7 separate regions of the Homo sapiens genome follow, and all the other regions are linked to region 3. A link is a loop called in an ENCODE intact Hi-C map of the cell type or tissue named here. Cell type or tissue: K562. All regions are shown on one strand.

Evidence for each region. Peaks named below come from ENCODE experiments on the same cell type or tissue, not always from the same donor. Only the 100,000 strongest peaks of a DNase experiment are listed, where the experiment ranks them.
Region 1: a loop joins it to region 3, with 4 times the contacts of the local background. A loop is called at or near these places in 12 of 110 quality-filtered maps.
Region 2: it touches region 3 in a loop (2.8-fold over the local background); 3 of 110 quality-filtered maps call a loop at or near these places.
Region 4: it touches region 3 in a loop (3-fold over the local background); 65 of 110 quality-filtered maps call a loop at or near these places.
Region 5: it touches region 3 in a loop (9-fold over the local background); 55 of 110 quality-filtered maps call a loop at or near these places.
Region 6: it touches region 3 in a loop (8-fold over the local background); 8 of 110 quality-filtered maps call a loop at or near these places.
Region 7: a loop joins it to region 3, with 6 times the contacts of the local background. A loop is called at or near these places in 101 of 110 quality-filtered maps.

What each region holds. Positions count from the first base shown.
Region 1 is chr2:27,277,807-27,281,806 of GRCh38, forward strand. DNAJC5G (DnaJ heat shock protein family (Hsp40) member C5 gamma) reads left to right here. Exons shown (of 7, transcript NM_173650.3): 4 at 1-209; 5 at 382-526; 6 at 2,360-2,427; 7 at 2,623-3,693. The coding sequence ends at 2,409. Among named protein-coding and RNA genes, the nearest start is that of TRIM54, 2.6 kb to the right of the region's middle. In K562, CTCF peaks have their summits at 2,254 (motif pointing left) and 2,649 (motif pointing left); DNase peaks (open chromatin) are centred at 2,229 and 2,565.
Region 2 is chr2:27,183,252-27,187,251 of GRCh38, forward strand. No RefSeq gene overlaps it. Among named protein-coding and RNA genes, the nearest start is that of ATRAID, 27 kb to the right of the region's middle. In K562, no CTCF peak of the experiment used is centred here; no DNase peak of the experiment used is centred here.
Region 3 is chr2:26,844,265-26,848,264 of GRCh38, forward strand. DPYSL5 (dihydropyrimidinase like 5) reads left to right here and starts at 3,868. Exons shown (of 13, transcript NM_020134.4): 1 at 3,868-3,990. In K562, a CTCF peak has its summit at 2,207 (motif pointing right); DNase peaks (open chromatin) are centred at 2,247 and 3,767; H3K4me3 peaks cover 667 bases; H3K27me3 peaks cover 3,720 bases.
Region 4 is chr2:26,921,337-26,925,336 of GRCh38, forward strand. DPYSL5 (dihydropyrimidinase like 5) reads left to right here. Exons shown (of 13, transcript NM_020134.4): 3 at 3,551-3,709. Among named protein-coding and RNA genes, the nearest start is that of MAPRE3, 47 kb to the right of the region's middle. In K562, a CTCF peak has its summit at 1,564 (motif pointing left); a DNase peak (open chromatin) is centred at 1,545; H3K27me3 peaks cover 2,118 bases.
Region 5 is chr2:27,014,719-27,018,718 of GRCh38, forward strand. The region is part of intron 1 of MAPRE3 (microtubule associated protein RP/EB family member 3); the gene reads left to right. Among named protein-coding and RNA genes, the nearest start is that of MAPRE3-AS1, 2.1 kb to the left of the region's middle. In K562, CTCF peaks have their summits at 1,125 and 2,329 (motif pointing left); DNase peaks (open chromatin) are centred at 1,293 and 2,293.
Region 6 is chr2:27,079,634-27,083,633 of GRCh38, forward strand. It overlaps EMILIN1 (elastin microfibril interfacer 1), which reads left to right. Exons shown (of 8, transcript NM_007046.4): 2 at 518-637; 3 at 1,099-1,319; 4 at 2,450-4,000. Among named protein-coding and RNA genes, the nearest start is that of EMILIN1, 3.0 kb to the left of the region's middle. RefSeq lists an enhancer at 1,686-1,945. In K562, a CTCF peak has its summit at 1,623; DNase peaks (open chromatin) are centred at 1,738 and 3,118; H3K4me3 peaks cover 480 bases.
Region 7 is chr2:26,940,619-26,944,618 of GRCh38, forward strand. It overlaps DPYSL5 (dihydropyrimidinase like 5), which reads left to right. Exons shown (of 13, transcript NM_020134.4): 10 at 1,332-1,474; 11 at 1,925-2,132. Among named protein-coding and RNA genes, the nearest start is that of MAPRE3, 28 kb to the right of the region's middle. In K562, a CTCF peak has its summit at 2,176 (motif pointing left); a DNase peak (open chromatin) is centred at 2,153; H3K27me3 peaks cover 512 bases.

The DNA of each region.
Region 1 (4,000 bases), 430 kb after region 3:
TGGCCTTGCGGTATCATCCCGACAAGAATCCAGGGAATGCTCAAGCAGCAGAAATATTCAAAGAGATCAACGCAGCTCATGCCATACTGAGCGACTCTAAGAAGCGGAAAATTTACGACCAGCATGGCTCATTGGGAATATATCTGTATGATCACTTTGGTGAAGAAGGCGTCAGATACTATTTTATTCTGAATAGTTGTTGGTTCAAGGTACACAATTCTCCAGGTCCTTTAAGAATAAGGAAAGAAGGGTGACCTTCCTTTCCTTATGACAAATGCTTCTGTTGTCTCATTTTCTGGGTGCCAGGAGGATTGAGGGAGGGAAGCTTGAGCAGTCATATAGAAAACTGCTGGACTGAGGCCATTCTCGCCTACCTTTTAGACACTTGTCATCCTGTGTACTCTGCTCACTTGTTGCTGTTTCTGTTGTTGCTGCTGTTTTTGCTGTGGAGCACTTAAACCACCACCTGAGCAGGATAGTGGGAGAAAATATCAGCAGAATGTCCAGAGTCAGCCTCCAAGGTCAGGTGAGAACTGCAAGCAGGGACTGTGAGGTAAGAAATGTCTGGATTGGGAATGAAAGAAATGATTGGGGTTGGGCACAATGGCTCATGCCTGTAATCCCAGCACTTTGGGAGGGTGAGGCGGGTGGATCACTTGAGGTCAGGAGTTGGAGACAAGCCTGGCCAACATGGTAAAACCCTGTCTCTACTAAAAATACAAAAATTAGCTGGGCATGGTGGCACCCACCTGTAGTCCCAGCTACTTGGGAGGCTGAGGAGGCAGAAGAATCGCTTGAACCCGGAAGGCAGAGGTTGCAGTGAGCTGAGATCGCGCCACTGCACTCCAGCCTGGGAGACAGAGCAAGACTCCATCTCAAAAAAAAAAAAAAAAAAAAAAAAAGAAAAGAAAAGAAAGAGGCTGGGCATGGTGGCTCAAACCTGTAATCCCAGCACTTTGGGAGGCCGAGGCGGGCGGATCACGAGGTCAGGAGTTTGAGACCAGCCTGACCAACATGGTGAAACCCTGTCTCTACTAAAAATACAAAAATTAGCCAGGTGTGGTGGCGGGCGCCTGTAACCCCAGCTACTTAGGAGGCTGAGGCAGGAGAATTGCTTGAACCCGGGAGACGGAAGTTTCCGTGAGCCAAGATCATGCCACTGCACTCCAGCTTGGGCAACAGAGTGAGACTCCATCTCAAAAAAAAAAAAAAAAAAGAAAGAAAGAAATGGTTGAGGGTGAGAAAGACCTGTGAAAATGGCAGGTTAATCCCTAAATATGACAATTTCAAGTCTTCAAGTCTGGCACTGGGACAAAGTGAAGAAAAAAAAAAGATCAATATGTTTCTGTGCATCACACGACAAACTGACAGTTTGAAGGTAGTAGTGTCAGCTCCTGTTAAGCTAAGGAATGGGGTGGGAGAGTATGTCTAGAGAGGACAGTTAGGTTAAGACAGATTTGAGGATGCAATTTTTGTTGTTGTTGTTTTGTTGTTGTTGGTGGTGGTGGTGTTGAGATGTAGTCTCAGTCTGTCACCCAGGCTGGATGGAGTGCAGTGGTGCGATCTCAGCTCATTGCAACCTCTGCCTCCCGGGTTCAAGCGATTCTACTGCCTCAGCCTCCTGAGTAGCTGGGATTACTAAAAAATTAGCTGGCTAATTTTTTATTTTTAGTAGAGTCAGGGTTTCGCCATGTTGGCCAGTCTGGTCTCCAACTCCTGACCTCAAGTGATCCACCTGCCTTGGCCTCCCAAAGTGTTGGGTTTATAGGCATGAGCCACTGTGCCTGGCGGGATGCAATTTTTTCCATCTACTCAAAGGAAAGGGCCAGTTGCAGTGGCTTGTGCCTGTAATCCCAGCACTTTGGGGAGCCAAGGTGGGCAGATCACTTGAGCTCAGGAGTTTGAGACCAGCCTCAGCAACATCATGAAACCCAGTATCTACAAAAAAAAAAAAAAAAATACAGAAGTCAGCCGGTCATGGCAGTGCACACCTGTAGTCTCAGCTACAGGGGAGGCTGAGGTGGGAGGATTATTTGAGTCTGGGAGGTTGAGGTTACAGTGAGCTGTGATCATGCCACTGCACTCCAGCCTGGGTGACAGAGTGAGACCCTGTATCAAAAAAGAAGAAGAAGAAGAAGGAAAGGAGGAGGAGGGGGAGGGGAAGAGGAAGAGGAAGAAAAGAAAAGGAAAGTCTGAGATCATTCCCCCCCAAATGAACTTTTATAAGCTGATTGAACTTGACACCAGCGCCACCTGGTGATGCTAATGAGTAACTGCAAGGTAACGGTTTTCTCATCAGTACACTACGAAAAGTTACTAAACGTTTGTATATGTAAACATATATATAATTCCATCATAGGAGCCAAATGTGATTTTAGAAGCGAGGAAAATAGCGAAGATGATTTTTAAGAGATGAAGAAGGATGAGGTATGTAAACCGAAAGGCAGCAACAGTTATCAGATAAGAAAAGCATGTAAGCTAACGTCAGATGAGTCATTAGTAGAAAGTTTACATCCTTATAGTATGGACTATGTGTTTATATCCTTACATGTAGGGGTTTGCTTTAAGTTCTAGGTAATTATTCCTTCTGATTAATAAAGCGCCACCTTCTTCCGCCACTAGGTGCTGACCCAGTGAGGGTGCCTTCTGCTGCCCAGTCCCCTGGACACATTGAAGAGAGGAGCAAGTAGCCCTGTCCTGACATTGACCCTGATTTGACCCCTCTTCTTATAAGGATCTCAAGAATCTCTTCAGAAGCACTGATGACGTTGATCCCAGTAAGGACATCACCTCTACCCTTGGTACCACAACTCTGTATGGGGTTGCCCAGCTACTCTTCCTTTCAGTTGCAGTCCCAATTTTACTCCGTCAGAAAGCAGCCCTCCCCTCCCTCCCCTTATGAGGTCTCAGGCAGTGGTGGCAGATTTTTCCTGAAGAGTCTTTTTCCTGTGTCTGCCTTGTTATTGGAACCAATGCCAGCTGGTAGGATCCCTGAGCCCCTTGCGATATCACCACCAAGAGCCTGATAACTGAGCAGGGTGGATCCTGTCCCTGGAGCTGCTGCACCCATTAATTCTCCCTTGTTGCAACTCTGTGTACCAAGAACCCCTAGCATCAGCCTCATTCCTAAGCCAATAACGCCTGTATGGAGTTGGTTTCATCTTCTGGTGCCCACGGCCATTGGCATTGCCAGCCTCATTCCATGCCACTATGAGTCAACTCAGGAAAACTGCGAGTGCATTTGAGGCTTAGGGGTAGTCATTCCATCTTTAGATTATCCTTGGACTTCAGCTACCAGCACAGCATGCATTAGCCTTGGTCCTGTAGGTTAACTGAAGTTCAAACATCAGTGCCAGCTTGCCTCCATCCTTTTCACATATTATGCAGGCCAATTGACATATAATTTGTTCTTAAAAATAGGGGCATGAAATATGTGATCTGGAAAAGATTGTACTTTCTGGACTCTTTTCCCACTCTTGCCTCTTTGTGCTGCTGTTTCGTATCCTCCTCACACCGTGTATTTCCCACCCACTCAGGGTCACAGCCTACTAATTCCTCAAACTTCTCTCCCTGGACTAGGAGAAAGGCTAAAGAATGTCAGTAAATAAAAGAGCTTTCATCCAATCCCAAGGCATATATTATGCCCAAAAAAGACAAATTGTGTCTGGGGTAGAGAAAAAAGGCCTAAAGAAATTGCTTCTTGGCCTTTTGCCTAAGATCAAGTGGAGAAGACTTGTAGGAGAAAAAGAAGACCAGTGCTCACAAGTGGGGCAAGCCTGGCTTGGAGAGTAGGAGTCCTGGACAACTGTGGAGCTGGGTCAGAGGCTTCCCGGAGCCTTGTGATTATGACTTTGTCAGTGCTCTAAAATTTCCCTGGAGATTGATTCCCTGGGTGCCCAAAATAGGTCCCTGGCATTCAGGTCCTTTCTGCCCAGCTCACCTTCTCCCAATTTCCTAACAAATTTGAGTCCTTGGAGTGGCTCCAGGGATGTGTTCACGG
Region 2 (4,000 bases), 340 kb after region 3:
CATGAATAGATTAATGTCACTATCATGGGAGTGGGTTCATTATCTCAAGAGTGGATTTGTTATAAAAGTGAGTTCAGGGCTGGGTGTGGTGGCTCATGCCTGTAATCCCAGCACTTTGGGACGCCGAGGTCATGGAGGATCACCTGAGATCAGGAGTTTGAGACCAGCCTGGCCAACATGGAAAAACCTCGTCTCTACTAAAAGTACAAAATTAGCCAGGTATGATGGTGCACGCCTGTAATCCCAGCTACTCAGGAGGCTGAGGCACAAGAATTGCTTGAGCCTGGGAGGCAGAGGTTGCAGTGAGCCGATATCGCACCACAGCATTCCAGCCTGGGTGACAGGGTGAGACTCTGTCTCAAAAAAAAAAAAAAAAAAAAAATGAGATCAACGAGTTCAGCCCTCTCTTGGCTCCTCCTCTCCCTCCCCAACCACACACAAACATGCAACCACAGACTCTCCTGCCCTTCTGCCTTCCACCATAGGAATGACAAGGCCAAAAAAAGAGAAGGCCTTCACCAGAGGTGGCCCCTCAATCTTGGACTTCCCAGCCTCCAGAACCACAAGCCAAATAAATTTCTTCTTTTGATAAATCACGCAGTCACGGGTATTCTGTTATAGTAATACAAAACAGACTAAGACAGCCCATATGCTTTCATTTTCCAAAATTGTGTTGACATATTTTGACTTCTGTCATATTTTTCCCTTCTCTTTAACCCTGTGAGTTTATGGTCCTTTTATTTCTTTACTGTTATTACAGTGGGGATTTGGGAGGGAACAGATAAATGCATATTCAGTCTTTTGTGTTTACTTACACAAGCTCTTCTTTAATCAAGTCTACAACATAAATATAGTTTAGCAAACGAATACTACTTTCTCATGAATGCATATAAGTTTATCTCTGGGGCCAGGTTCTCTGACAGAAAATATAGGTGTTTACCAGTCACGTTCCCAATAATTGTCTCCATGAAAGCCATTGGATTTTTCTGTTCCAAGGGAGACACACTTAAAAGGATTGCCACATGGTTTCCAGTCCAGCTGCCAGAATTGCCAGTGCTACTTGGGCTGTGATGAAACAGAGTTCACACAGTCTGACAGACAAGTGGTTTTACACGGGGGCTGTGAGAGCTGGGGCAGCCCACTGACAGTGGTAAGCTAGCAACCTGGCAAAAGAGTTGTGGGTTTCTGTATGTCTATGAGTAGCATCCCAGTATTCACACATATAATCAGCACCCAAAAATGCCTTTTCATTACCTATATCGTAATCACCCCCTTATGGAAACTCATAAAAATAGTGTTGAAATAGCATTGACTCCCATAGGAAACATTCTCTTTCCCCCTGATCATTTCTACAGCACCTTGATCTTCAATCCTAAGGGGTCTTTGAAAAGGCAGTCATACTCAATTAAGTGTCTTCCAAACAGAGATAACTCCAGGGTCTCAGGAAGCAGCTGGCCTGTGTTTCATTCTCCTTTGAGTGCTGCAGCCAAGCTAAAGAACATTATTAGGTGGTGGTTTTTAAAATTTTGGATGGCACAAATGTAAACTGGTAACATGCCCTACACACATCTTAGTTTTAAAAACGTTGTCCCTGTTCATCTTAGCCAGCTGACTCTGAGAATTTTTATTTTATTCTGTAATATTGTAAAACTATGATCTTGGATCTCCCCCCACTGCCTCCCTCCCAACCCCACCCCCAACCACTGCCTCCGAAACACACACACACACACACACGACACTAGCCACCCTTAGGCTCATGTGAAAATGCTGGGCTGTGTAAACTGGAACTGCCTTGAAAAGATGGAGGTGCATCCCCCAATAGGGTTGGCCAGATTTAGCAATAAAAATACAGGATGCCCAATTAAAACTGAATTTCAGATAAACAATGAATAGGCAACCCCAGGCACTGAGGATGAGCTTCGATTAAGCCAAGTGGTAATCCTCTCCTCCTTGCTAGTGATTAGTTTGGGAGTGGGCTTATAACACAGTTCTGACCAATTGGAGCAGAGGAGAAATCTTCCAGGGGCTTCTGGGAAAGATTTTCTTCCCTGATTAAAAACAGAGAGAGTGTGTGGAAAGTTCCTTATGCTTCCTGCCTTCAATGATCATCATGTGAAGATATGGTGCTGGGAACAGCAGAGATCATCTTATCACCGGGAAGGGAAAGTCACGAGAAAGTCAGAGAGACTGAGCCAGAACTCTGACATTGTGGAACTTCTGAATTAGGCAGCTCTGGAATTCTCTTTTCCAGGACTTTTATGGGAAATAATGAATGTCCTCACTGTTTGAGTCACTTTTACTTGGGTGTTCTGTTTGTGCTGCTGAAAGCACCCTCAATGATTTAGCTGAAAGTTTTTGAAGCTCACTCAACAAGTATTAAATTGCTGTGGTTAGTAGATCCAGAACTCGGCTAAAGAAACTTATCTCACTCAAATAAACAAAATTATTTTATTATGAGATCCACTGGCCCAAAAGTGTTGCACGAGTCTTTCTCAACTTCTCACGGTTTAGGAATCACAGAAACCCTCCCACAGACTTTGAGAAGTGGGCAGGAGACAGGATGGATTGGCTGTTCTTGTTAACAGTTCTCAGTGTCCTTGCTGTCATTGACAGCTTCAGAGATCTGAACTGGCTTCATGAGGAAGTGCTAGCCAGGCAGGCCGATTCTGTGGGACAGATGGCTGCTGTTTCACAATTGTAGACATGAGAAGGGCAACCTTTAGCCCAGAAGCTGGGGTTGGTGATCCTGAGATATCATTAGCATCTATGGCATCTGTGCTGTCACTTTTGATCACAGTGTGGATAGTACTCACTGTTCATTTGTTTTATTTCTAAACATTCTAAAATGAATGCGATTTATCAAATGTTTAACAGCACAATTCTGACATATGGCAAACTTTTTTTTTTTTTTTTTTTGAGAAGGAGTTTTTGCTTTGTTGCTCAGGCTGAAGTGGAATGGTGCCATCTTGGCTCCCTGCAATCTCTGCCTACTGGGTTCAAGCGATTCTCCTGCCTCAGCCTCCCAAGTAGCTGGGATTACAGGCGCCCATCACCATGCCCAGCTAATTTTTGTATTTTTAGTAGAGATGAGGTTTCACCATATTGGACAGGCTGGTCTCCAACTCTTGACCTCAGGTGATCCACCCACCTTGGCCTCCCAAACTGCTAGGATTACAGGTGTGAGCCACCACCAAGCCTGGCCACAAACATTTTATTTTAAAAAATTTTGCATAGATTATATATATACACAGCATATATAGAATTCACACCAGTAAGTCTCCCTTCCCTTCTAGGCTCCCTTTTCTCTTCTCTAGAAACAACCATTATTATCAGATTCTTGCATATCCTTCTAGGGTTTTGTATATGTGGACAACCATATAAATATGTATAGCTCCCTTTTTAATACCAATGGTAGAACATAATACACATTGGCCAAATCTTGGAGATTCTCACACATCATCACTGTTAAAACTATCTCATTCTGTTCAAGGGCTGCCTGGGGTTCTGATGCATGGATGTGCCACAAGGTATTAGCCAATATCCTATTGATAGACAGTGTGATGGACATGCGTCATGTTTCTTGCCTCACCAGCTCCTTTGGAATGCTTCTAATGTTTTTAGAAAAAGTCACTCTCCAGTCTCCTTTGAAGCTCCCCGGATCTGTCCAGTTGCACCTTTGCCAGTCTCCAAATCAGAAGTGGTCCCTAGGAGGAAATGGGCCGTGGGCAGGGCATCCATTTTGCTGGCAAGGGTGCACCACAAGCTATAGCTTTGAGAGCAGTAGGGGCTACAAAGCAAGTTCCTGCTGCAGAAGGGACATTGGTGGCACCAGCATGAGTTACAGTTGTGGCTACAGTCAAGTTCTTGACAGCAGTCCAAATTGCCGCTTAGAGTTCTTGGTGGCAGCTCAACATTCCGGGTGTTTTCTTCATCTGGCTATTTCTATATGTGGTTCGTGGCTTTATTTCTTGAGGTTTAGCATCAAGTCTATGCTCCATCC
Region 3 (4,000 bases):
CCTCAGGTGATCCACCTGCCTCGGCCCCCCAAAGTGCTGGGATTACAGGCCTGAGCCACCGCACCCGGCCTATTTTTTTTTCTTTCTTTTTTTTAGATGGAGTTTTGCTCTTGTTGCCTAGGCTGGAGTGCAATGGCGTGATCTCGGCTCACCACAACCTCTGTCTCCCGAGTTAAAGTGATTCTCCTGCCTCAGCCTCCTGAGTAGCTGGGATTACAGGCATGCGCCACCATGGCTGGCTAATTTTGTATTTTTAGTAGAGACGGGGTTTCTCCATGTTGGTCAGGCTGGTCTCGAACTCAGGTGATCCGCCCGCCTTGGCCTCCCAAAGTGCTGGGATTATAGGCATGCACCACCATGCCTGGCCTATTTTTTCTTTCTGAGACAGGGTCTCCCTCTGTCACCCAGGCTGGAGTGCATTGGAGCAATCTGGGTTCACTGCAACCTCTGCCTCCTGGGTTTAAGTGATGCTTTCACCCCAGCTTCCTGAATAGCTGGCACTACAGGCACTTGCTACCATACTCAGCTAATTTTTAAAATTTTTTTGCAGAGACAAGGACTCATTATATTGCCCAGGCTGATCTCAAACTCCTGGGCTTTGTGATCCTCCCACCTTGACCTCCTAAAGTGCTGGGATTATAGGCATGAACTACTGCACCTGGCCTCACTTTTTTTTTTTAATGGCTAACTAGACTTCACAATGTGTTCCCCACACTAGGGTTGTCACTGAGAAGTATAAGGAGCAAAAAAAGGTGAAAAGAGAAGGATGAGGAGGAAACTTAATATTATACAAAGCTCCTGGGAATACTGGAGAGCCCCTTTCCCGGGGGCACTTCGAGGAGGAACAGGTTGCCGCTGCAGAGGAAGGAACATCTGGGTTCCATGACTTGGCAACAGGCTCTCCTTGAGGGTCACTCACCGTCACAGGCTCTCTCTGCACTGGAGATCCGGCCTTCTGGAGGCTGGCAGGGAGGACGTGCTGAAGCAGGAAGGGCTCAGCTTTGCACCAGGCAGATGTCCTTTGGAATCCTGGCTCTGCTGCTTACAGCAGTGTGACTTCGCAGGCAAATCGTTTAACCTCTCTAAATCCAGATAGCCTCATTTGTAAGAAATGAGCAATGCTACCTCCTGTGTGGAGTAGCAAGGATTAAATGATGTGTTGTAAAACACCAAATAGACCCGGGCTCATAATAGGAGTTCAGACAGTGCGATTTTCCTCCCTCCTCCTTTCATGGTGGTCTTTAACTTGTATTTATTCTGAAGTTTGTTAAGGCTGTTGGGAACTCAGAACACATTTACTCATAAAAACCAGTAGCCCTGGGCTTTGTGAGGTCTGACCCCCAACCCCTGCCTAACTCACCATCCCCATTCTCTTCCCATCACCCTCATTCAGGGACTTGACTTTCAAGACATGGTGGGTTCTTCTGCTGTCTTCCAAATACCCGCTTGGGTTCCCCACCCATAAGCTTTTGCTCCTTCACCCCAGAATCTCAGACCTTTGCTTAGAACTGTCCATCAAATCAATATCCAGGTGAAATCCAAATTCTAGCTCCTCCATCTCCCAGTGTTATGCAGAACTGCTTTCTTTCTCGTCTGAATTCTTATTCTACTTTATCTGACCGAGTAGTAATATGAGCTTTATAATAAAAATCACAACATATTGCCTTTTGTGGCTGTTACTGTGGGGAGTGTCACATATTCTTATATCCCTCACACTGTTCAATAACCACTTTCTGTGGGATAAATAATAATAGCTGCATTTGTTGCATGCACACTATGCCAGGCAATGTGCTATGGCCTTTATCTACCTTTCTTCATTTAATTTCCACGACAAGGTTAAAAGAATGTATATGACCCCAGTATTCTGGGTGGAGCTAAGGGTCAGATGGAGTAAGTCACTTTCTCAAGGTCAAGTCGGCAGAAACTGAAGGAGCAAGGATTCCAACCCAGCAATGCGGGACTCCCAGCTCTGTGCTCTTTCTACTTCCCAGGAAACGGAGCCTAAGTTAGCAACAACAAACCGAAGTCGAGGACTGAGGACATATGCAACCCCCGGTTTGGGTGCAACCTTTATCAATATCCTAAACTGACAGATGACGTAGAGGCAGCCGTTTCGCTGACTAGGGAAGGTAGCCCAAGAAAGCTAAGATGCTAGAATCCAAATTTAAGGTCTACGAGACGCTGCAGAAAACATTTACAGTCACTAGAGGGCTCTCTCTCCCTTAAGCAAAAAGCGCAGCACCGCCCGCGCGCGGTAGTCTCGGAACCCCGCCGCCGGGAGGCCGCTGGCAGCTCCACGCCACCTCCCTGAAGCCCAGTCCATTTTGCCTACATCCCTGTCCGGGCAAGCCCTGGAGAATCCATAGGGCAGTGCCCCAAGCTGGAGCAGTTTTCACAGCCACATCCCGGGCTGCACTGGGTTAGGGATGCTTTGAGGTTCCTCTGGGGGCTCCCTGCTCTCTGCTTACCAAGCAGGCGGGAGTTGGGAAGGGGAGAAGGAGTGCAGACTCAGGGGTGGGGTAATCCAGAAATGCATCCCTCAAAGGCCAGCCTGGCCTGGTCCAGGCCCTAAGCTCTCTGGGGAAGGACGGCAGGGAACCCCGCCTTGGCGGGCTCTGCGGGTCCTGCGCCCGGGTAGATTTTGCTGAGATGGGGAGAGGGGACCCCCTCCACGCCCCCGGAGTAGTGAACACCATTTTGTTTGAAAGTATCCTGCAAAGAGAACCACCTCACGAGGCCATGGCTGCCAGGGGACTCCTCTCCCCACCGGATCGCCGGGGAGCCCGGGGAGGGAGGGATTCTGCAGCTGCAGCTTGGAGGTCCTTGATGCTGCATTTTAACGCGCATCGCAACGCCTTTGGAGTGACATTAAGTGCAAAGAGGCAAATGACTAATCCAAACTATTATTACAACTGCAGAAAATAACACAGATCAATGGCAAAGGCTTGAACCGGGATTAGCTAGGGAGGTGGGACAAACCGGGGATGATCCTTCCTCTCCTTTTTTAGATTTGTTTATTTTGGTAAATTATGTATGTATTTAAACATGAAGAAACAGGTGAAGCGAATGTAAATTGGGTTATAAATAATTTCCAAAGGCTTCGCTGTCCCTTGACAGAAGCCAGAAATAAGACAGGCACTGGGCCTGAGCGCTCTGGACAGGGAAGCACCCGCGTGGCGCTGGGCAAAATCTTCTCAGTGGAGAGAACGCACTCCGGGTTCGAGACCTCCCCGGGTGCAGATGCGAACTGCGGTGGCCCCAAGTGGCCGTCCACTTTGTTCATGAGAACAGTTTTCCTATAACGCCCACCCGGCCCTTTGCATCCCGCAATCCCGCGGGCGTCGGAGCGGGTCTTGGCGCGAACCAGGCGGCCTCGGCGGGGTCCTGCGGCGGAGGGCAGCGCGGCCGCAGCCCGGGAGAGGCGGCCGCGGCATTGTTTCAGCCCCTGGGGTGGGATCCAGCTGGGGGAGGGGAGGCGGGGTGTCCTCCGGAACCGCCCCCGGCCCTCCCTGGGGACCCGTGCCTCAGCGCGTCCAGGCTTTGTGGTGTCCTGAGTCGCCATGGAAACCCGAGGGAACGCGGAGCCGGGTGCTAGGGGGGTCGGTGAGTTCTCCGGCCGCGCCCTCCGTCCGCTCTCGGACCCCGGCCCTGCAGCAGGGCCTGCCGGGAGTTGTAGTCCCCAGGCGGCGGCGGCGCGCGGCGCCAAGGATGCGGGACGCCGCCTGTCCCCGCCTCCCCTTAACCTGCTAGCTGAGGTGGGGAGCGGCGGGAGGAGCCGGCCGCGCGGTGATTGGCGGAGGCCGCTCCCAGCCCCCGACACGCGCCCCTCCCCCGCTCCCCACTCTGGACTCCCGCGCTGGGCGCGCTGAGGCGGCCCCCGAGCGAGCGCGCGTGCAGCCGCCGCCGCCCCGAGCACCCGCAGCTCCGGCGCCGCGGCGAGACGGAGACGGACCGAGCCACGGGCCCCCGCGGCCGCAGCATCTCGGAGGAGTGGGTGATG
Region 4 (4,000 bases), 77 kb after region 3:
TGAACATCATTTTTATTGGCTTCCATTAAAGATCTTCTGCAGCGTACTTAACCAACACCATTTTTTGTGTAAAAAGTCATGAGCATTCAGCAATCACATGTTCTTAAACATCATCCTTTTGAAAGCCTCGGGAACACAATTGGGCTGTGCCTTGCTGCCGATTTCTACAAGGCTGTTTTGTGGGGGATGACACTAAAAAGGTCTGTCACATCTGTGATACCACTTTCCTGTGAAAACAGAGCTTGTCAGCATTCATCCTGTGGGTTGGAATGGTACATATTCAAAAAGCCAACTCTATGTATGTCTTGCCTAAGAGGAAACAAGTGCTTGAACATCAGTGTGTGGTGTGGGCTTGCGAGCCTGCAGCTGGGGGAGAGTTTGCTGATCCAGTGAAACTCTTGTTTCGAGGCCTTGGGGTAACAGCGGTAATAATTATTCCAGATACTTATGTGCATGCCCCTCCCAGCTCATAGATGCTCTCACATCCATTGCCACCTGACCCTCTGGGGACCCCTGAGAAGTAAGGTGCAGGTCAGGGGGCACGTGGCTGCTCCTAGATTACAACCAACACGTGGGAAAGTCAAGACCACCTCCTATGCTTCCAACTCCTTCCTGAACTATTTTCAGTTCCTGTCCTTAGACCCAGGCAAAAGGGGCCTCTTCCCAGGGCTCTGGACTTTAGGGTCCTCTTCGGGCCCTCCAACAACTTGTACCCCTGCCCCATAGGTCTGGGGATTGTGTCTACCCAGACCCCACTCACCCATTCCTAAACTACACTCTGGGTCCCTAGAATTCCCTGAGAAACAGCCCTGAGCATTCCAGAGCCTACAAAACCCCGAATCTCTCCTCCTGGGGGACAGACCACCAATGTGTGCATACCAGGCTCAAGGACAGCATTTTTGCAGAAGGTGGACAGAGCTTAGGTCTGCAGGCTGCAGGATCAATTCAGGATAGGCGCGTGTGGGCTGGGGGCAGGCACAGAGGCTGAGGCCAACTATCCCTGAAGTGTAGCTCAGAATTTTAAGGAACTTGAGGATTCTAAGGGCCAGGCCCTTTTGGCCTTTATGAAGATGTATTTGACAGAGTAGGAGGATAGAGTATATTCTGTGTAATGGTTTTTTAGCTTGATCTAACTTTTGAGTGTTTAGAGAATCAGCACATGATCCTCCTTTTCTCCTCTTGCCCTGGGACCCACAGTATGAGGACTGGTCCTGGCTCTTTTATCTCACTGTGCTGTTTCCAGGTTCCTCTTTTCCTATCCAAGCCTGCAGAGGTACTGTGGGAGTGCAAAGGAAAGCAATCTAGAGCCACAGAAAAATGAAACAATTTAGTGTGTAAAGCTCAATATACACCCCCACGTGCACATGTAAAAGCAAGAGATGCATTTCAGGACAAAATAGAGTACAACCACCTGCTGTGAGGATGAATCAGCCTGGCACGATCCAGCAAAATCGGAAATAGAAGCCTGCTAGTAAAGCTACAATCTGCACTGCTCTCCTTCTCCCGGTTCCTCTGCCGCCCCCATCACAGCTCCTGCAGGTGCCACAGAACTACCACCCTCTGTTGGTTGCTTTAAGCTGTGCAAGCAGTCAAACCACTGAGTTCCCCAGGACGACTGGGAACATTCTCGCTGGCCCAGCCTGCGTCATGGAACATCAAGGTTGTGAGAGTTTTCATTTTAATTGCTGTTGGGCCACTGAGCTAATTTTTTTTCAGTCCCTTATTCCCCAGCAATATTTTTCATTTGTGATCAAGGATTTAACTGAATAGAGAAGCATGAAACCATTAAGACAATTTCATGGAGCTCTTTTTCTCCCCTACAGAAAACAGATAAACACCTAAATTCTGGCTGGGTGCAGTGGTTCATGCCTGCAGTCCCAGCACTTTGCGAGGCCAAGGTGGGAGGATCACTTGAGCCCAGGAGTTTGAGGCTGCAGTGTGCTATGATTGCACCACTGTACTCCAGCCTGGGCAACAGAGTGAGACCCAGTCTCAAACAAAAACAAAAACCTAAGTTCTGAGTAACTAAACACACATGTTAGGACAACACTTTTACCACATCTGTTCCATAAGCAATGTTTTACTTAACCTTCACAACTACCCAACAAGGAAGCCACCCTATTGTGTAGGTAAAGACTTTGCATCCAGAGAAGTTAAGTAACCTGGCAGAGGTTATTCCAACCATGAGGGAGCAGAGCAGGGACTTGAACGTGGAGCCGTGAAGCACTGTAAGGACTCAAACCATTTCTCACCAGAAAAAGAGTCACTTTGTCTTAGAGCCCTCACAAAGACTCTCATGTTATGGGACTCTCAATTATTTAATTTAATTAATTTATTTATTTTGAGACAGTTTCACCCTTGTTGCCCAGGCTGGAGTGCAATGCCGCATTCTTGGCTCACTGCGACCTCCACCTCCCAGGTTCAAGCAATTCTCCTGCCTCAGCCTCCCAAGTAGTTGTGATTACAGGCACCCACCATCACACCCAGCTAATTTCTGTATTTTTGTAGAGACGGGGCTTCACCATGTTGGCCAGGCTCATCTTGAACTCTTGACCTCAAGTGATCCACCCACCTCAGCCTCCCAAAGTACTAGGATTACAGGTGTGAGCCACTGCACCCACTCTCACTTATTTTAATTCTATTTTAAGTTTTGTTTGGGAACAACACATTAGCCTGAAATAGCCTTTGATCGATGCTAGTTTTGGAACTTCACAGAAGTCCCCTGATGAAATTCACTTTTAAAAAGTTGAGTGGGGGAATCTCTAATACAGATTTAGTCATTTTTCCTGGGGGTTCACTCTATGATTGCGAGTGAGGCTTTTTAACAATTTCTTTTTAAAGTGGTATCTTGCGGAGTTGTGAATAGGATCCGTTTTCACTGATAAATCACACATGCATCTAAAAAATGCCTGTCTCAAACAAGATAGATGAAAATGAAGCCCCTATGCTTAGAAAAACTGAAGACAAAGACCCTGAGGTTGAAGATGCGTGCAAAATGTTTGAACAAAATTGCTTCATGAAATTTGAGAGCATAAAACAAAACAATATATCCAAATTAACATTTTCTATATCGTGGTTCAAATATACGTGTGTAACTAAGTAAATGATATAAACAGACATTTGATTATGCCATCAATATTATGTTATTATATGATACAACACTATATTATGTTATATATTACATGCAGACATTTGATCATGTTATCTATAGAGTCAATTGGCTAAAAATCGTTTGGGGAGAGAATCTCCTCATTGGGAAGATAGGCCTTAGGTCGGGTGACCCACGATGTGGTTTTTCCAGCGCGCCAAGCTGAAACCCTGGCGGAGGAAGAAGCAGGTTTGGGGACCCGTGGTCATGATGAAGGTCGCGCTGGCTCTCGCACCTCCACATGGCTCTTTACAGTTTCCCAAACCTCGCTGCCCTTGGTCCTCACAGCCTCTTGTGAGGCAGGGCCTGTCTTTGAATGGACCATGAGGACCATGTCTCACCACATCATTGACTCGGGGGCAGGCAGGGCTGTGACGAGACTGCCTTTTCCCGTCTTCCCAGGCAGCACTCGTCGGAGGCACCACCATGATCATCGGCCACGTCCTGCCCGACAAGGAGACCTCCCTTGTGGACGCTTATGAGAAGTGCCGAGGTCTGGCCGACCCCAAGGTCTGCTGTGATTACGCCCTCCACGTGGGGATCACCTGGTGGGCACCCAAGGTAACAGTGCTGGTGGGATCCCAGAAGAAGGCACAAGTGGTCTTGTAGGCAGAGGGGCTGGTTGGGGTGCAGTGCCTCCTGCTTGTGTGGGGCACCCCTCCCACTACCATCCTAGCTCCCCACAATGCCAAAAGAAAACACACTTGGGATTCCATAAGGGGAGCGGATGGGCTTGTGCTGCTTAACTTAATGAGCCATTTTCCGGCAGGCACAGAGAGGCCAAGGCCAGAGCCCAGGCCTTGGGGATGCAGTTTCATTGCTCTGACCATGAGGCTCTTACCGTCTCGTGTG
Region 5 (4,000 bases), 170 kb after region 3:
CCCAGCCCCTCAGAACCCCTCAGCCCCACCTGCACATACTGCCTCCATGCAAGCCCAGAATAACCTGGATGTGTGACTCACAGGGGTAGGGGTAGCAATTTTGCAGATTTTCCAAACAGGTGACTTCAGCCCCCGGGCCTGGGCAGGAAGGGGTAGCCCAGTGACAATGGGCATAGTCCCACTTCAGGAACGGGAAACGTGTTGGCTGGCTCTGTGGAGTTCTCTCTCTTCTGATCCCACAGCATCTGTTCCAGTTGTCTTGGCCGGTAGGATGGCGTCTACAAAGCAGGCTATATGGGAAATCTGGAGCTGGGGAGGGATTGTGGTCAGAGCCCAGCTTTGGGAAGCCCATGTGGCTGTCTCAAGGCAAAGCAGCAGAGAAAAGTTCTGTAGTCTGTCTCCTTTCTGGACTGGCATTTCCATGGTCTGAGACCAGAGGCTGGCTGTGTGTCAGGCACCTACTCCTCGAACAAATGCCCTTAGATTCTCACTGTCTGTCCCCGCGATGCTGACAGCACTTGCCAAATACATACTGAATGTCAGGCTCTGTGCTCAGCACTGTGTACACATGGCTCACTTAATCCTCATAACTGTTCTGTGAGGTGGGAGCTGTCACTGTCCTCACTTTATAGATGAGGACACTGAGACCTAAAGTCAAGTCAGACAGCTAGGACATGGTACAACTAGGATTTGAACCCACCTGATGTGCCTGGAGATCTAGTGTTCTTAAGCACTACCTTTCTGGAGCTTGCTGGAGGCATGCTGGCCACCTCCTTCAGGACTGGTAGACCTGGTGTGTCTTTCATAGCCACGCTGGGCAGAGGGTGGAGGCCTGGAAACTGCAGGGGGTTCTTCCAGGGACCAGCCAGAACAGGGCTAAACTTGGGGTAAAAAGAGCTCTAGAGAATTAGAGAAGACTGAGGGCCCCTAAATTACCCTTAAGACATATTTGTGGAAGACAGATTTAAAAACAAAAAGCCAAAATTAGATTTAGGCTGGTGATAAGGTCATTAAATAATAGAATGTGAAATTTCAGTTGTGCAGACTTATTGGCCATCTTTATGATTTAAGAATATAAGTGCCTAGATCTAAGTGCAGTCCTAATCGCCTGGGAAGGAAGCAGATGGTCTCTAGAAACCCTTCTGACCATGGGTTAGTGGGATTTGGTCTTGATGACCATTTTTAAGGCCTCAGTCTGCAGAATGACCAGCAGCTTCCCCTCCCGCAATGAGAGCTGTAATTGCCTTTCCCAGTTGCCTGTGAATGCACCATGAACCTTACAGTCCTAGTATAGGAAATGACTCAGCAAAATCACCAGATTAAACCTCCTCAACTTTTCTTTCCCTTGGCTCCATTCCTGATAGCAGGAGTCGAGGCCCTTCAGAGCAGGCTTTCCCCAAAGCCACGTTGTCGGTCTGATCCTCGAATGGGGATCCGCCTGGATGATGACATGCCACAATCCAATCAGGGTCTGTTTCTCCTGACAGTCACATGTGCCAAAGATCATGGTAGAAACATGTGGATGGGGTTGGAAGACACTGCTACTACATCTCTTGGGACAGAGCCTGCCCCCTCCGAGTGGCTACCTACCATTCTCTCCGGGGAGGTGAAGGAGCTCTTGGGAACAAGTGTGTTATTATTAAGAGTTTCGTCAGGTTATGTCTTTTTTTTTTTTTTTTTTTTTAAGATGGAGTGTCGCTCTTTTGCCCAGGCTGGAGTGCAGTGGCGCTATCTTGGCTCACTGCAAGCTCCGCCTCCCGGGTTCACGCCATTCTCCTGCCTCAGCCTCCTGAGTAGCTGGGACTACAAGTGCCCGCCACTGTGCCCGGCTAATTTTTTGTATTTTTAGTAGAGACGGGGTTTCACCGTGTTAGCCAAGATGGTCTGGATCTCCTGACCTCATGATCCGCCCACCTCGGCCTCCCAAAGTGCTGGGATTACAGGCGTGAGCCACCGCGCCTGGCAGGTTATGTCTTTGCTGTAATTGGAGGCAGCTGGTCCACTTAGACCCTGATGCTTGGGCAAATACTTTATACACCTCTGCCCCCAGCAGCTGGTCTGGTGTGAGTCCAGGCCCAAGTCAACCCCCAATGCAAAAGCCAATCAGAAGTTGGACCTCTTTGGTGAGTTCAAACTGTGGTTTTAGGGGATACGGAGGCTGGCTTAGTTCAGTCCAGGATCTTAGAACAGCCCCAATGCTCCAGGCCCCTCAGCCAGCCCAGCTTTTAGAGGCTCCCAATTTGAGCTCTAAACTGAGCTCTGGAAAGGGGGTTTGGGGGATGGGGGATACATTTAAAGGAGTTTTTGCTCAGGACCTGGGTGCCACCTGCTGGCCATGTTTAGTTCTACTTACAGAGCCAAAGCTACGAGAGGAAAATTAAAAGGGCATCCTGCCCTCCCCAATGTGATGTTTGCTCAAAGGAAACAAGGAGGCTGTTACTTCATGCTGCCCTAGCAGGTGCAGCAGAGAATTCCTGCAGAGACCCCTGGGTGCCCTGGATGAGTCCTCCTGAGCCAAATGGACCCCCATTAGGGCAGAGTGTAGCACCAGTTGTGAGGACCTGAGCGAGTCCTGAGTAGGGACTGAAGCTGTGTTCCTGCTACTAGCTACCTGCTTCCCCAGAAGCCCCATAGTGGGTAACAGCATGATTCGTTGCTGGGTCCTGAAAGGAGCCATTTTTTCCAGCTTCCTTCACACAGGCACTGCTGCCACTCATGGGACCCTAGAGTCAGACCGAAGGTATGGAAAATGCCCTCCCTTCATCAGGCATTGACAAGACTGGGTCAATGCTGAGAAGACCTGGGCATTTTTCAAGCCGCTATGTGGCTCTTAGTGACTCTTGGGAGCCCTAAAAGCAAGGCCTTTAGTTGTGTTCTAAACTCCAGGGAAACTGGAGATTTTCCCTGTGTGCCAAGGACTGGCTAGTATTTTCCCCCCAGATAAGTGGCAGAACATCCCAATGTTCCAGCCTTTGCCATTGCAACAAAAGCCAGTAAATCACAGCTAAGTATGCATATCAAATGAAGGCTGTGGTTCTCATACAGGGCTGTGCACCAGAATCATCTGGGCTATTCTTTAAAATTATGTGTGTGTGTGTGTGTAAAATATGTGCATATAACATATAATGTATATATAATATATCATACACACACACACTTGGGCTGCACTGTAGCCTCTTGAAGTCTCTGCAGGAGAAGCCAGTGGACTCTCCTAGTAAAGAATCTCTGCAATGCATGGAAGAGGCCTGAACCATTAGCAGGTCCAATCCTGTGGAACCAGGAAAGCTGCCCCCAGGCTGGAAGACCCTTGAGGCTCAAATGATTTCAATCAAAAACTGGAGGATATATTTGGACTAAGACCATTGCCTTTCCTTTTCTTCAGTAGTCACCCCTTGAAATTCATACACTTTAAGCAGAACAAAGTCCCTAAAGTGGCTCGGAAACTCCCAGGGCCAACCTAAGACTACTCCTTGCCCCCAGAACCACCCAAGACCAGATCAGCCCCTCTGAGGCCTGTCAGCCACAGCTGGCCCAGAATCACTCTGCCCCAGGGGCCTCATAGGGAAATGAGTCTCTGAGCCTGTGGAACACTCCTGCAGAGTCATTCTGGACAGTTCCCGGAATAGCTGGTGCCCTCTGCACCAGCTCCTGGCCGTCCTCTGCACCCTCCCTGGGGACCTGGCAGAGTCTGACCACTGTGGCCCTGGGGTCATTCACATCCATCTCTCTACCTCTGCATGCCCTCTCCTTCCCTATTCTTGTGGCACTTGCTGTTTCTAGCACACTTTGGGGCATTTGGTTATACTGTTCTCATGTGTGCATTACTCTCCCCAATAAGATTATGAACTCCTTGAGGACAGGGACAAATCTTTTCAATTTCTTGCAGTCCACAACTAAATAATACTCATCAAAATCAGATGCCCTTTCCTTGACCCTACCCACTCTGCCCCTTCGGCAAGCTTAGCATCCATCCACCCATCCACTCCTCCTCCTGTTACTT
Region 6 (4,000 bases), 240 kb after region 3:
ACACAGATCAGAGGCCGGAGTGAATGGGGCCAGGAGTATAGAACTGCAATCCCCAAGAGGGGCAGGCTCATCAATGGCTTATTCTCTACTTAACCCCAAGCTGGCCTGCCCGTCTTCTCCTGGAGGGGTGGGGTGGAAGCCAGTGTTCAGATCACCCACAGGGCCCGGGCTGGCTATGCGCACACAGCATGCCAATCTGGGGACTGAGACAGGCCCAGAAAGGGACACACATGATTGTGTACATTCAGAGGCTCCCCGGGACCCCACCACCATGAGGATTGACTGCTCTGTGGTTTTCCATTCTGCGCGTCTCCCCATCTTGAAAAGTCTTTATCTGCTCCTGCTACACAGGAAAGCGTGGGGGATAGGGAGGGTGGCGATGCCAAAGCCCTTGCTCTCACTGATCCCCAAGGGTTCTGCATCTTTGGAGCCTTCTTCAGCCCCTCTGGTAGCCCCTGGGCCCTCCTCCAGGGCATGTATCTTTGGTCCTTGGACCCAGAGGGGGTTGTACCTACAGGAACTGGTGTGCCTACGTGGTGACCCGGACAGTGAGCTGTGTCCTTGAGGATGGAGTGGAGACATATGTCAAGTACCAGCCTTGTGCCTGGGGCCAGCCCCAGTGTCCCCAAAGCATCATGTGAGTCCCAGGGCCGGGCAACGGGCCCTTGGTGGGAACTGGGCGAGGGCAGATGGTGGGTGGCTGACTCAGGGAGTCTGTATGAAGCAGGGAGCAAGGGCAGGACAGGGGCTAGGGTCACAGCCATTTTGAGGAGATACTGAGACAACAGTTTGGCTGGTGGGAGACTGAGGGCAAACCTGCCTCACGCGCCAGCCCCAGATGCCTTCTCTGGGATGGCTCAGGCTCAAGCAGAGGAGTTCAAGGTTCCAGCACAGGGCAAGGGAAGGAAGAGCAGGGATTTAACCCTTGGCCAAAAAGCTGACAGCTGTCAGCTAAGCAAGGCCACATGTTGGACAGTAAGAGGGACCCAGCCTGAGGGACAGGCCATGCCCACCAGCAGCTGCCCACCCCTGAGGACAGGGACCAGGGTCACTGACCGTACAGGGAGGAATAAAGAGGCCTCCTTCTGCCTCTGCCAGGTACCGCCGCTTCCTCCGCCCTCGCTACCGTGTGGCCTACAAGACAGTGACCGACATGGAGTGGAGGTGCTGTCAGGGTTATGGGGGCGATGACTGTGCTGAGAGTCCCGCTCCAGCGCTGGGGCCTGCGTCTTCCACACCACGGCCCCTGGCCCGGCCTGCCCGCCCCAACCTCTCTGGCTCCAGTGCAGGCAGCCCCCTCAGTGGACTGGGGGGAGAAGGTGAGTGTGGGAGCTGCTGCGAGGGTGGCAAGTTCCAAATGGTGATCCAATGCAATGGGAAATGTGGGGCCAGGCTGCTGGGGGAGTCCCCCGTGCTCTATGCCAGAGAGAAGAGAGGGGCAGAAGGGTTAGTGAGATCGCAGAGATTCCCTGCCCGTGTGTGTGTGTGTGTGTGTGTGTGTGTGTGTGTGTGTGTATTTGTGTGTCTGTGTGAGAGAGAGGGAGAGAGCACGCAAAAGATGGAGAGACTGAGAAAAAGAAGGCCAAAAAAGAGAAGGTGCTCGCACACGCCCCATGTGGCCAAGATCCTTCAAACAGCTGCAGGAGAAAGGGGCATTCCTTTGAGAAGCTTGGTCCGTGGGGACAGACAGTTGAGACTACAAATCCTAGCATGCATTGCACCTGACTACAGATCCCAGACCCCTCCGTGGCCTCTGGAGACCGCAGGTCCCAGCATGCAGCAGTTCCTGTGGCTTGCCTTCCCTCCTGCGTGCTGCACACCGGATGTGCTGTTTCCCTGCCCCGAGATAGCCTTACTATAATTATGCAAACAGGAACTCCTGGCCAACTCTCACCGTCCACAGAGCCTCTTCTTTGTCCCCGTGGTGTTGCAGGGAAGTGTCACCCAGTGGTAGCTACTGTTGTGGCATCCAGAGTGCCTCCCTACACTCCCATTTCGCCCCTCTTGACAGCCCCATGACAGAAGAGTGTCATTATCCTTTCGCAGAAGAGGAAAGAGTTTCCAAGAAGTTAAGAGGCACTCTGGGCAGGTGGAAAGGACATGGACCTGGGGGCTGGATAGATGGTCTGGGTTTGAAACTTAGCACTGCCATTTATTAAACCTGTGATCCATGGCCAGGCACCTAATATCTCTGGTCCAGTTTCCCAGCCTATATGATGGGAAGAGTTCATGGTATCTCCCCAGGGGAGTTATTGAAGAACAGAGCCATGGTTCATATTTGGCCTAGAGGCATTCAGTGAATGGAGTTTCTTTTTTTTTCTCTTGCCAAAATCACCCAAAGGAGAGGCAGAGCCAGCCTGGGCATCTGACCCTTGCTGGAGCTGGGGTGAGCAGGGGCCTTGAGCTCTGGGGTCCAGCCCCTCTGCCTTCTGCCTTCCCCTCTCCTCAGGTCCTGGGGAGTCAGAGAAGGTGCAGCAGCTGGAGGAACAGGTGCAGAGCCTGACCAAGGAGCTGCAAGGCCTGCGGGGCGTCCTGCAAGGACTGAGCGGGCGCCTGGCAGAGGATGTGCAGAGGGCTGTGGAGACGGCCTTCAACGGGAGGCAGCAGCCAGCTGACGCGGCTGCCCGCCCTGGGGTGCATGAAACCCTCAATGAGATCCAGCACCAGCTGCAGCTCCTGGACACCCGCGTCTCCACCCACGACCAGGAGCTGGGTCACCTCAACAACCATCATGGCGGCAGCAGCAGCAGTGGGGGCAGCAGGGCCCCAGCCCCAGCCTCAGCCCCTCCGGGCCCCAGTGAGGAGCTGCTGCGGCAGCTGGAGCAGCGGTTGCAGGAGTCCTGCTCCGTGTGCCTGGCCGGGCTAGATGGCTTCCGCCGGCAGCAGCAGGAGGACAGGGAGCGGCTGCGAGCGATGGAGAAGCTGCTGGCCTCGGTGGAGGAGCGGCAACGGCACCTCGCAGGGCTGGCGGTGGGCCGCAGGCCCCCTCAGGAATGCTGCTCTCCAGAGCTGGGCCGGCGACTGGCAGAGCTGGAGCGCAGGCTGGATGTCGTGGCCGGCTCAGTGACAGTGCTGAGTGGGCGGCGAGGCACAGAGCTGGGAGGAGCCGCGGGGCAGGGAGGCCACCCCCCAGGCTACACCAGCTTGGCCTCCCGCCTGTCTCGCCTGGAGGACCGCTTCAACTCCACCCTGGGCCCTTCGGAGGAGCAGGAGGAGAGCTGGCCTGGGGCTCCTGGGGGGCTGAGCCACTGGCTGCCTGCTGCCCGGGGCCGACTAGAGCAGTTGGGGGGGCTGCTGGCCAATGTGAGCGGGGAGCTGGGGGGGCGGTTGGATCTGTTGGAGGAGCAGGTGGCAGGGGCCATGCAGGCATGCGGGCAGCTCTGCTCTGGGGCCCCTGGGGAGCAGGACTCTCAAGTCAGCGAGATCCTCAGTGCCTTGGAGCGCAGGGTGCTGGACAGTGAGGGGCAGCTGCGGCTGGTGGGCTCCGGCCTGCACACGGTGGAAGCAGCGGGGGAGGCCCGGCAGGCCACGCTGGAGGGATTACAAGAGGTTGTGGGCCGGCTCCAGGATCGTGTGGATGCCCAGGATGAGACAGCTGCAGAGTTCACACTACGGCTGAATCTCACTGCGGCCCGGCTAGGCCAACTGGAGGGGCTGCTGCAGGCCCATGGGGATGAGGGCTGTGGGGCCTGTGGCGGAGTCCAAGAGGAACTAGGCCGCCTTCGGGATGGTGTGGAGCGCTGCTCCTGCCCCCTGTTGCCTCCTCGGGGTCCTGGGGCTGGTCCAGGTGTTGGGGGCCCAAGCCGTGGGCCCCTGGACGGCTTCAGCGTGTTTGGGGGCAGCTCAGGCTCAGCCCTGCAGGCCCTGCAAGGAGAGCTCTCTGAGGTTATTCTCAGCTTCAGCTCCCTCAATGACTCACTGAATGAGCTCCAGACCACTGTGGAGGGCCAGGGCGCTGATCTGGCTGACCTGGGGGCAACCAAGGACCGTATCATTTCTG
Region 7 (4,000 bases), 96 kb after region 3:
CACCCAGCTATACATTATTTTAATAACTGGCTTCATATTTTTTTCTTTTACCAACTGCTATACTAACCAGGATTTTTTTTCTTCATATAACACTATACCCTGAGTGTCTCCCTATATCAGTAAAAATTCTTTAAAAACATCTTTTTTCAGAGCTGAATGATATTTTCTCCAATGAAAGTACCATACTTTATTTAATCCTTCCCTGATGTTTGGGACTTTCGGCTGTTTCTAATTTTTGCACTTACAAATAATGCTGAGGAGAACCTCTTTGTTCAGGAGTGTGTGTCAGCATTTCTGATTATTATTATTATTATTATTATTTATTTTTTTTTGTGTGTGATAGAATCTCCCTCTGTTGCCCGGGCTGGAGTACAATGGCGCTGTCTCGGCTCACTGCAACCTCCGCCTCCCGGGTTCAAGCGGTTCTCCTGCCTCAGCCTCCCGAGTAGCTGGGACTACAGGCGTGCGCCACTATGCCCAGCTAATTTTTGTATTTTTTATAGAGGCGGGTTTTCACCATGTTGGTTGGTCAGATGGTCTCGATCTCTTGACCTCGTGATCCGCCCGTCTTGGCCTCCCAAAGTGCTGGGATTACAGGCATGAGCCACTGCACCCGGCCTCTGATTATTATTTCTGATTATTTCCTTAAGACAGCATCCTAGAAGTGGATTTTTAGGCCAAGGGATGTGAACATTTTTAAGGCTCTTGATTTGATATATTTTGTCTAATTGCTTTCAGAAAAGATAAGAACTGGGACTTCATTTGAATACCACCTGTTCCGCACATGAAGAATAAGTATTTTTGGTCTTGATCTATCTCAGATTAGATCTAAAATAGTATGAGCCCCAAAGAGATTTGAAGTTCTCAAGACTAAGCTCATGGAAGGCCAAGGAGATGGCTCAGGAAATCCCCTTGAAGAGAGTCCATAGTACTCTCATGGGTGGGGCAATAAGATGTTTTTCTAGAGCATATATAACCCTTTGAAAATATCACCCTTAGTAGATGAAGGGAGGTTCCTGACTCATCCGTGTGGGCACATGAGCAGAGCTGGTTTTACAAACAGGAGGCAGATTTGCCCCCGGGCAGGAAGCCTGAATGGAACCACGGCCACTCACCATAGTTGCTGGGTGAAGGGAGAAAGGAATAAGTGAGCAACTGGGACCCAGCCAAGCAGGCTGGCTCATCTGAGATGGTGCTCATGGCCTTGTCCCTTTGTGACCACTGTCCTGACCACCTAAGCCCTAAGTCCATGGGCCAGCATCAAAGGTGACCAAGGGTTTGAGACCCACCCCCAGAGCCTGGTTGACTTGACACTTTCTGCAACATTTCAGGTTGGAGGAAAGATGGATGAGAACCGTTTTGTGGCCGTTACCAGTTCCAACGCAGCTAAGCTTCTGAACCTGTATCCCCGCAAGGGCCGCATTATTCCCGGAGCCGATGCTGATGTGGTGGTGTGGGACCCAGAAGCCACAAAGTAAAGTTTGTTGCTCGTCCCCAGGGCTAGAGGGGCTTGGGATTTTGAAGAAGACTTGCATTACAGATCTCCAAAAGCATATAATTTTGCACTATTTCTAGCACAAAATATGGCCCTGGCCTACCGTTGGCCATCTTCTCCCTCCATCTTCACACAGTCTTTCTTCCGTGTCACACATGTCTGGTGTGTCTGTCTCCTCTTCTTATAAGGACACCGATAAGACTGGATTAGGGCCCACCTATATGACCTCACTTTATCTTAATGATTACATTAAAGGCCCTAAATAGTGCCATGTTCTGAGGTTCTGGGTGTTAGAACTTCAGCAGAAGAATTTTGAAGGGAGCCAATTCAACCCATAACAACCAGCCTTTGGGGCTCACCCCTCCCATGGAGCTGTGACATTTTGACCTGTCCTCAGCGCTTTCTCTCCCGCCATTGCCTCCCCACCAGGACCATCTCAGCCAGCACGCAGGTCCAGGGAGGAGACTTCAACCTGTATGAGAACATGCGCTGCCACGGCGTGCCACTGGTCACCATCAGCCGGGGGCGCGTCGTGTATGAGAACGGCGTCTTCATGTGCGCCGAGGGCACCGGCAAGTTCTGTCCCCTGAGGTCCTTCCCAGACACTGTCTACAAGAAGCTGGTCCAGAGAGAGAAGGTGAGGTGGGAGGAGGAAGATGCAGGGGTGTTGGCGCCCCCTGCCGGGGAACATCCTCCATGACTGTTTTAAATCTCAAAGAGATGTTCACTCCAGTTTTCGACCCAATTCCATTGCACTTTCTCCAGCGTTGAGAGGGGAGTGTGCGGCAGCGCCAGGGAACGCTAGAGTCAGAAAATGCTGATTTCTGTTCCCCGTCTTTGATTACCAAGTGGCATTTTAAGTGGTCAGGCAGCAGGGCTCCTGAGTTGCTGAGGGCACAAGTGGGAAATGTGAGTGTGTGCGACCGCTGAGCTCCTCTGGATACGCAGGCTTGGGGTGGAGGAGGTGCTGGGGGCTGGAGATGCTGCTTTGGCTCGGCTCCCTCCCACTCTTGATGAAGCAAGCGGGGGGTAGAGCTGGCATTTGCAAAGCATTGTCTGAAGCACAGGAGGAGCAGGCACCTGAACACGGGAGGCCCACACTGCTGGCACACAGAGCACACGAGAGGGCTCAGAGCTTTCAGAGAAACCAAGGACCCTTCTCTCCCAGAGGCCAATGAGTGAAGAAATCCACTGCCAGGTCTGCCGTGGGAGCGCAGGCTTGGGCTGCCTGAATGAAGAAAGCGTGACTTTCGTGATCGCAGGGCTAAATCCAAAAGCAAACTCAGGGTCTCTTACTCATCACACTCAGCTAATGTTTACTTTTTTGTGGAGATGGACGGGGTTTAACCGTGTTGCTCGGGTTGCTTTCAAATTCCTGGGCTCAAGTGATCCGTCTGCCTCGGCCTCCTAAAGTGCTGGGATTACAGGCGTGAGCCACTGTGCGCGGCCCAATAACACTTTTTAATACGATGTAGGACCATAAATGACCTCTGCAGTAATAACTGCTCGTACTTCTGTGTTGCCTCTCATGTGCCAGAGCAGTTGGAACAGCTTTACACATATTAATTCGTCTGCTCTCCTGCAACTCTCTGATGTAGGTATAGTATTATGGGCACAGAAAAGTAACTTGCACAAAGCCACACAGTTTACAAGTGACAGAGTTGGGATTGGAACCTAGGCAGTCTGGTTGTAGAATATAGACTCCTAACTCTACTGCCTTTGTGAGTACAGAATTAGCTAGTATTGCTACTGGGGGCCTCTCATCTCCAGATGGGGCTGTGTTTAGCCTCTGTTCCCTCAGAGTTGTCAGACCAGTAAAGGGTGTGGCTTCGTGGGAGCCTAAGGTGGGGAATAACGTTGCGCTGTGTGGGAGGGCGCTCTCTAAAATTGACTTCCGGTTGGGCATGGTGGCTCACGCCTGTAATCCCGGAACTTTGGGAGGCCGAGGCGGGTGGATCACGAGGTCAGGAGTTCAAGACCAGCTGGCCAAGATGGTGAAACCCCGTCTCTATTAAAAATACAAAAATTAGTCAGGCACGGTGGCAGGCGCCTGTAATCCTAGCTACTTGGGAGGCTGAGGCAGGAGAATCACTTTGCGGGGGCGGAGGTTGCAGTGAGCCAAGATCGCACCACTGCACTCCAGCATGGGCGACAGAGTGAGACTCTGTCTCAAAAAAAAGAAAAGAAAAATTTGGTTAAAGTTGACTTCCTCAGATGTCTACCTGCTACCTCGGTGAGGCTTCCATCAGTGTTGAGGGGGAGCCAGTATCTCTCCCATACACATGCATGCACACACACATGTGCACTCACATACATGCACGCATGCACACATGTACACATATGCACATGCTCTTTAGGAGGTATGAGAAAACTCCAGCCCCTGGACTCAATGTTTAAGAAGCCTTGGTCACTTGCAGTGATTTGGGTCTTGGGCAGAGTGGCAGTGTCTAATGTCCCACCGGCCCCCAGGGAGGCCATGGTTGTATCACTCAGCTCTGATGGTGT